Linked DNA regions of Homo sapiens: region 2 is linked to region 1. The links are chromatin loops, found by intact Hi-C in ENCODE. Cell type or tissue: HepG2. All regions are shown on one strand. Links, peaks and the distances in the headings refer to the core of each region. The heading gives the core; the rest is flanking DNA.

The links. Hi-C counts contacts between places; a loop is a spot of excess contacts. Peaks named below come from ENCODE experiments on the same cell type or tissue, not always from the same donor. Only the 100,000 strongest peaks of a DNase experiment are listed, where the experiment ranks them.
Region 2: it touches region 1 in a loop (11-fold over the local background); 2 of 110 quality-filtered maps call a loop at or near these places.

Annotation. Positions count from the first base shown.
Region 1 is chr6:149,175,785-149,178,711 of GRCh38, reverse strand. No RefSeq gene overlaps it. Among named protein-coding and RNA genes, the nearest start is that of TAB2-AS1, 80 kb to the left of the region's middle. In HepG2, for the core only: no CTCF peak of the experiment used is centred there; a DNase peak (open chromatin) is centred at 1,511; H3K27me3 peaks cover 343 bases.
Region 2 is chr6:149,027,779-149,030,705 of GRCh38, reverse strand. All of the region lies in intron 7 of UST (uronyl 2-sulfotransferase), which reads right to left. UST-AS2 (UST antisense RNA 2) reads left to right here. Exons shown (of 2, transcript NR_134599.1): 2 at 2,926-2,927. Among named protein-coding and RNA genes, the nearest start is that of UST-AS2, 3.4 kb to the left of the region's middle. In HepG2, for the core only: a CTCF peak has its summit at 1,683 (motif pointing left); a DNase peak (open chromatin) is centred at 1,665.

The DNA of each region.
Region 1 (2,927 bases), core at 200-2,699:
AGACCATCAGTCCAAACTCCTCATCCCTTCTTGATAATGTCCCGGGAACCTAGGGCTCCTCTTCTACCAACAGACCTCAGTAAAGACCCCTCTAACTTATTAGATAACTTCCCAATAAAATAGAACCTTAAAAAGGAAGAGCTGCCTGGGAAGCTTTTGTAAATTTGCCTGTGTGTATTCTCAGTGAACAGATCTGCATCCCCAAGATGTTTTTGTAAAGTACAGTTTCACACACCACAGTAAGATCTAGTACTGCTTCCCCGGAGTCCTGGTGCCTGCCCACCTCACTCTTGCCTAACCAAGAACACTACAAGTAGGCCACTCAAATGACTGCTCCCTGAGCTCCTAGAAAGTTCTCCAACCTGTCAAGCTCCCCCACTCTACTAGGGGACCATTAGAGTCTCTTGCTAAAAAACGTCAGCATCATTATGCATCCTGCCACCTTTGTGTTGTTGTTGTTGTTGTTGTTGTTGTTGCTTTTGGACCCAACTCAGTACCTGGCACATAATAGGCATTTGGGGGAATACTTGGCCGGGGGTTGTGGCTCACACCTGTAATCCCAGCACTTTGGGAGGCCGAGGTGGGTGGATCATGAGGTCAGGAGATCGAGACCATCCTGGCTAACATGGTGAAACTCCGTCTCTACTAAAAAATACAAAAAAAAAGGCCGGGCGCGGTGGCTCACGCCTGTAATCCCAGCACTTTGGGAGGCCGAGGCGGGCGGATCACGAGGTCAGGAGATCGAGACCACCCCGGCTAAAATGGTGAAACCCCGTCTCTACTAAAAATACAAAAAATTAGCCGGGCGTAGTGGCGGGCGCCTGTAGTCCCAGCTACTTGGGAGGCTGAGGCAGGAGAATGGCGTGAACCCGGGAGGCGGAGCTTGCAGTGAGCCGAGATCCCGCCACTGCACTCCAGCCTGGGCGACAGAGCGAGACTCCGTCTCAAAAAAAAAAAAAAAAGAGCCAGGCGTGGTGGCGGGTACCTGTAGTCCCAGCTACTGGGGAGGCTGAGGCAGGAGACTGGCGTGAACCCGGGAGGTGGAGCTTGCAGTTAGCCTAGGTCGTACCACTGCACTCCAGCCTGGGCGACAGAACAAGACTCCATCTCAAAAAATAATAACAATAAAAAAATAAAAAAATAAAAAAAATAACAAAGACTCGATTGGATGGAGAATTCTGCCCAGGGCTCACAGAGAAATACAGGAGGTTGGGGGAGGAAGGCGTATAGAGAGGCGGTGAGAGTTGGGTGTGCCATAGGTAAATAAAAGTGTTGGGAGTGGTTAATGTTGATTTCACAGATGAATTAAAACATTTGATAACCCTGTAAATAGACTCCTGTATGTTTATGTAAATGGCACACTTAGCTTGTAGTTACAAGGTGCTAAAATAACTGCACGAAAATGAAAGACTCCATCAGTCAAATGGTTGTTTTGCCTATGTGAAAGTCAAACAAGCAATTGGATTGATTTTTTTTTCTCCTCTGAATTGACCCTTTGTTAAGTGACCTAACACCGTAGTGCAAACTGCCAAGTGAAGGCAGCAGCTGACTGTTGTACTGATTACAGCCTTCCTGGGGTTCCTGTGTGGAAAACGAAGCAAGGTAAATTTGTTAAACCATGATGTGGGCTCAATAAACATTTGTTATTGATTGGGATTGTTTAATCATTGAGGTTATCAGGTAATTATTTATTCTTCCAGGGCATTATATAATTGATTAAAGGGAGAAATCAGTAGAATAAATATGAAAAGTAGGTTCCGTTTTTATCATTTTATGATCTAACTTAAGGGTAATCTTTTATTTTTATTGTAGTAAAGAGAGGCACATTTGAATATCTGTGAATATGCACTACTTAAAGAGCCTGTGGTAGGCTGAAAAATGGCCTCCCAAAGATGTCTAATCCCAGGCACCTGTGATATGATATTAGATTGGTGCAAAAGTAATTGTGGGTTTTGCAATGAAAAGTAATGGCCAAATCCACAGTTACTTTTGCACCAACCTAATACTTTATATGGTAAAGGGATCTCTGCAGACATGATTAAATTAAGGATTTTTGAGACAAGGAGATTATCCTAGATTATCCAGGGGAACCCAAGGTAATCACAAAGTTCCTTTAAATGTGGAGGAGTGTGGTAGAAGGCCAATCAGAGAGAGATGGGAAGATGCAGCAACACTGCCAGCTCTGAAGACGGAAGAAGGGGCCATGAGCCAAGGAATGCAGGTAGCCTCCACAAGCTGGAAAAGGCAAAAACATAGATACTTCCCTAGGACCTCCAAAAGGAGGCAGCCCTGACAACACCTTGTGTGATGGTTAATACTGAGTGTCAACTTGATTGGATTGAAGGATACAAAGTATTGATCATGGGTGTGTCTGTGAGGGTGTTGCCAAAGGAGATTAACATTTGAGTCAGTGGGCTGGGAAAGGCAGACCCACCCTTAATCTGGGTGGATACAATCTAATGAGCTGCCAGCTCAGCTAGAATATAAGCAGGCAGGAAAATGTGAAATCACTGGCCTAGTCTCCCAGCCTACATCTTTCTCCCATGCTGGATGCTTCCTGCCCTTGAAGGTTGGACTCCAGGTTCTTCAGTTTTGGAACTCAGACTGGCTCTTCTTGCTCCTCAGCCTGCAGAGGGCCTACTGTGGGACCTTGCGATCATGTGATTTAATACTTAATAAACTCCCATATATATATATATATGTTCTGTCCCTCTAGAGAACCCTGACAAATACACCCTGACTGTAGGACTCGTTTTGTGCTTCTGACCTCCAGAACTGTAAGATAATGAATTTGTGCTGTTTTTGGCCACTGTGTTTGGTAATTTTCTACAGCAACAATAGGAGACTCATACAGGTGCAAAGGCAGCTCACATTTCCCTCCTGCTCAAAGCAGGAGATTATCCTGGATTATCCGGGGGTCCCAATGT
Region 2 (2,927 bases), core at 192-2,691, 150 kb after region 1:
ACATTATTAGGATCTGAGCCTGGGACATGGCTGCTGAAAAAAAAAATCTTTATAGAGAATATCGATGGTAAATGAACCAATAGCAAATTGAAGTCCTGTTTTCATCAATGATAATTGAGTTTTTAAAAACAATCATCTATGATGATTCCTAAACTCATGTTTCTTAGTGAACAGACAGATACGTTGGACAGAGATAAACTATATATTTAATTTTAATTTTTTTTTTTTGGTAGAAACAGGATCTTGCTGTTGCTCAGGCTGGTCTTGAATTCCTAGGCTCAAGTGATCCTCCTGCCTTGGCCTCCCAAGGTGCTGGGGTTACAGGTATAAGCCACAGTGCCCAGCCTAGATTTTATTTTTAAGCTCTTGCCTTTAATGGCAATACATACTATGAATGCTTAGTACTCACTAACTTCTGAATTAATGATTAAATATAAAGAAGAGTTTTAGAGGAATCACAGATTTATGTTTTGTGATGGGCCTGGGGACAGAAGCGTGAATGTCAGTGCTGTCCCTTAGGACTTGGCGAGACTGTGAGCAAGTTGTTCAGCCTCTTTGAGCCTTGGTTTCCTTGTTTAGAAAATGAGAAAAAAAAATTGTCTTCCTCAACTTCAGGGGATTTGTGTAAGAATCAAATGAGATCATCTATATGAAAGTGTTTTATAACTGCATATTGTTATACAAGTAATTATGACTTAGAAACTTACTGATTTTGTGATCTTAAGATGATTGCATCATGTATGAGTGCTATATAATAAGGAGTCTAGTTGTTTGAACATGGGTAGGTGCACACACCACACACACACACACACACACACACACACACACACACACACACAAGATCCAGTGCTGACATTATTAGGATCTGAGCCTGGGACATGGCTGGTGAAAAAAAAATCTTTATAGAGAATATCGATGGTAAATGAACCAATAGCAAATTGGAGTCCTGTTTTCATCAATGAAAACTGAGTTTTTAAAAACAACTTAATTGCCTTCTAAAAATAGCTAATCTGAATTCCTCCTAACCATCATTGTATACTTGGGAGTTTCCAGAATATTTTTGAGTTTTGCTGCAGCACAGAAGCAATAGAAGTGGAAAATAAAAATGGAAATTAAAAATGAAAGAGAGAATTTGTTTAATTCAGGCTTTCTAAAATGTTAGTTTTTAAAACTAAAGCCAGAGTTAGTGGTGTATCTATATAATATATACATTATATATTATATATACATTATATATATAATATATAATGTATATATAATATAATATAATATAATGTATACAATATAATGTATATATTTTATATATAATATATAACATACAATATATACATTATATATTACATATAATTTATATATAATATATAACGTACAATATATACATTATATATTACATATACTTTATATATAATTTAGATATACATGTATATACTTTTAACTCACATAAACTTATTTGATTGCAAAACTCCACCCTCTTCCCCTAGTCTCCACTGGCTTTCATAAAGTGCAGTTTGAACTACTGCAATCAATTGGACTTGGAATCCTTTTCATATCCAAAAATCTCATTTTTAGGCCTCAAATTGGACATAATTGTACATCTGTGTTCAAGCGTTATGTAAACTCCCGTCTGCAGAGCAAAGTCTATTAGGGAACCTAGTGCACTTTCTTGAGAAAATGGAGAGACATCGCCACCTGCTGGACAAAGGTTATTAATTCATTAATTTAGTGTTCTGAAGTACGTAATTCTGCACATGGAAAACAGTTTTTCAAGAGCTGAATCTTAGGAATCTTACTTAAAAAAACTCTATTATCATTCTATGTCTATTAAATAACATGGAATATAACAGTCAGCAAAATTCAATATTCAGCATAAGTTAAGGGTAGTTGGCCCCAATAACGTCTCAACAGTGGGTTTCATTTAGTGAAAAGTCTTAGCTCCCTAATATTTCTGGTAAGAGTTCAGGCATAAAAACCTCATTAACTTGGATTATGTGTGTCTTCCAGCCCCTTAGCATGTCACTGTAGTAATATTTCCACTTAACTTATTCCTTGCAATTGTTTCTGGAACAGGCTATTGACTGGAATATAATTGTTCGTTCCTCTCTGCCCAAGTCAGTAATACAGAAATATTGTTTCTTAAAGGCATGAGATTTCCTTGTAATGTATCAGCTGTAACTGGTGAAACAGGTCAAGGATAATCATTTCCTTCATTTGTTCCTTCCAATTTTTTCCTCTTTCTTTCACCTAGAAGTTACAAAGAGAACCTCCAGTCCAGTTTCTCTCAGGGACAGCCCTGTCTCTCCTGTGATGGGCTTGGTGGGCAGGCTAATTACTGAACACTCACCATATAGTAAGGCTGGGCTAAGGACTCTACATGGATTGATCATGCAAGACTCACAAGAACCTATGAAGTACATAAGATTATTTATGCATCTTATCCAGATGGGGAAACTGAGGCTTAGAGGGGCTATACCTTGCCTCTGGTTATGCAGTTAAGTGGAGGAGGGGGTCTAGCATGCGGGCTATCTATCTCAGAGCCTGTGCTCTAATCATTATGACATACTAGGCCGGGCGCGGTGGATCACGCCAGTAATCCCAGCACTTTCGGAGGCCGAGGCAGGTGGCTCACCTGAGGTCAGGAGTTCAAGACCAGCCTGATGAACATGGTGAAATCCCGTCTCTACCAAAAATACAAAAATTAGCTGGGCATGGTAGTGGGAGCCTGTAATCCCAGCTGCTTGGGAAGCTGAGGCAGGAGAATGGCCTGAACCCAGGAGGCAGAGGTTGCAGTGAGCCGAGATCGTGCCATTGCATTCCAGCCTGGACAACAAAAGTGAAACTCTGTCTCAAAAAAAAAAAAAAAAAGATGGGGGGATAACTCAGTGGTAGAGCATTTGACTGCATTATGACATACTGTCTTCTCCACAGGT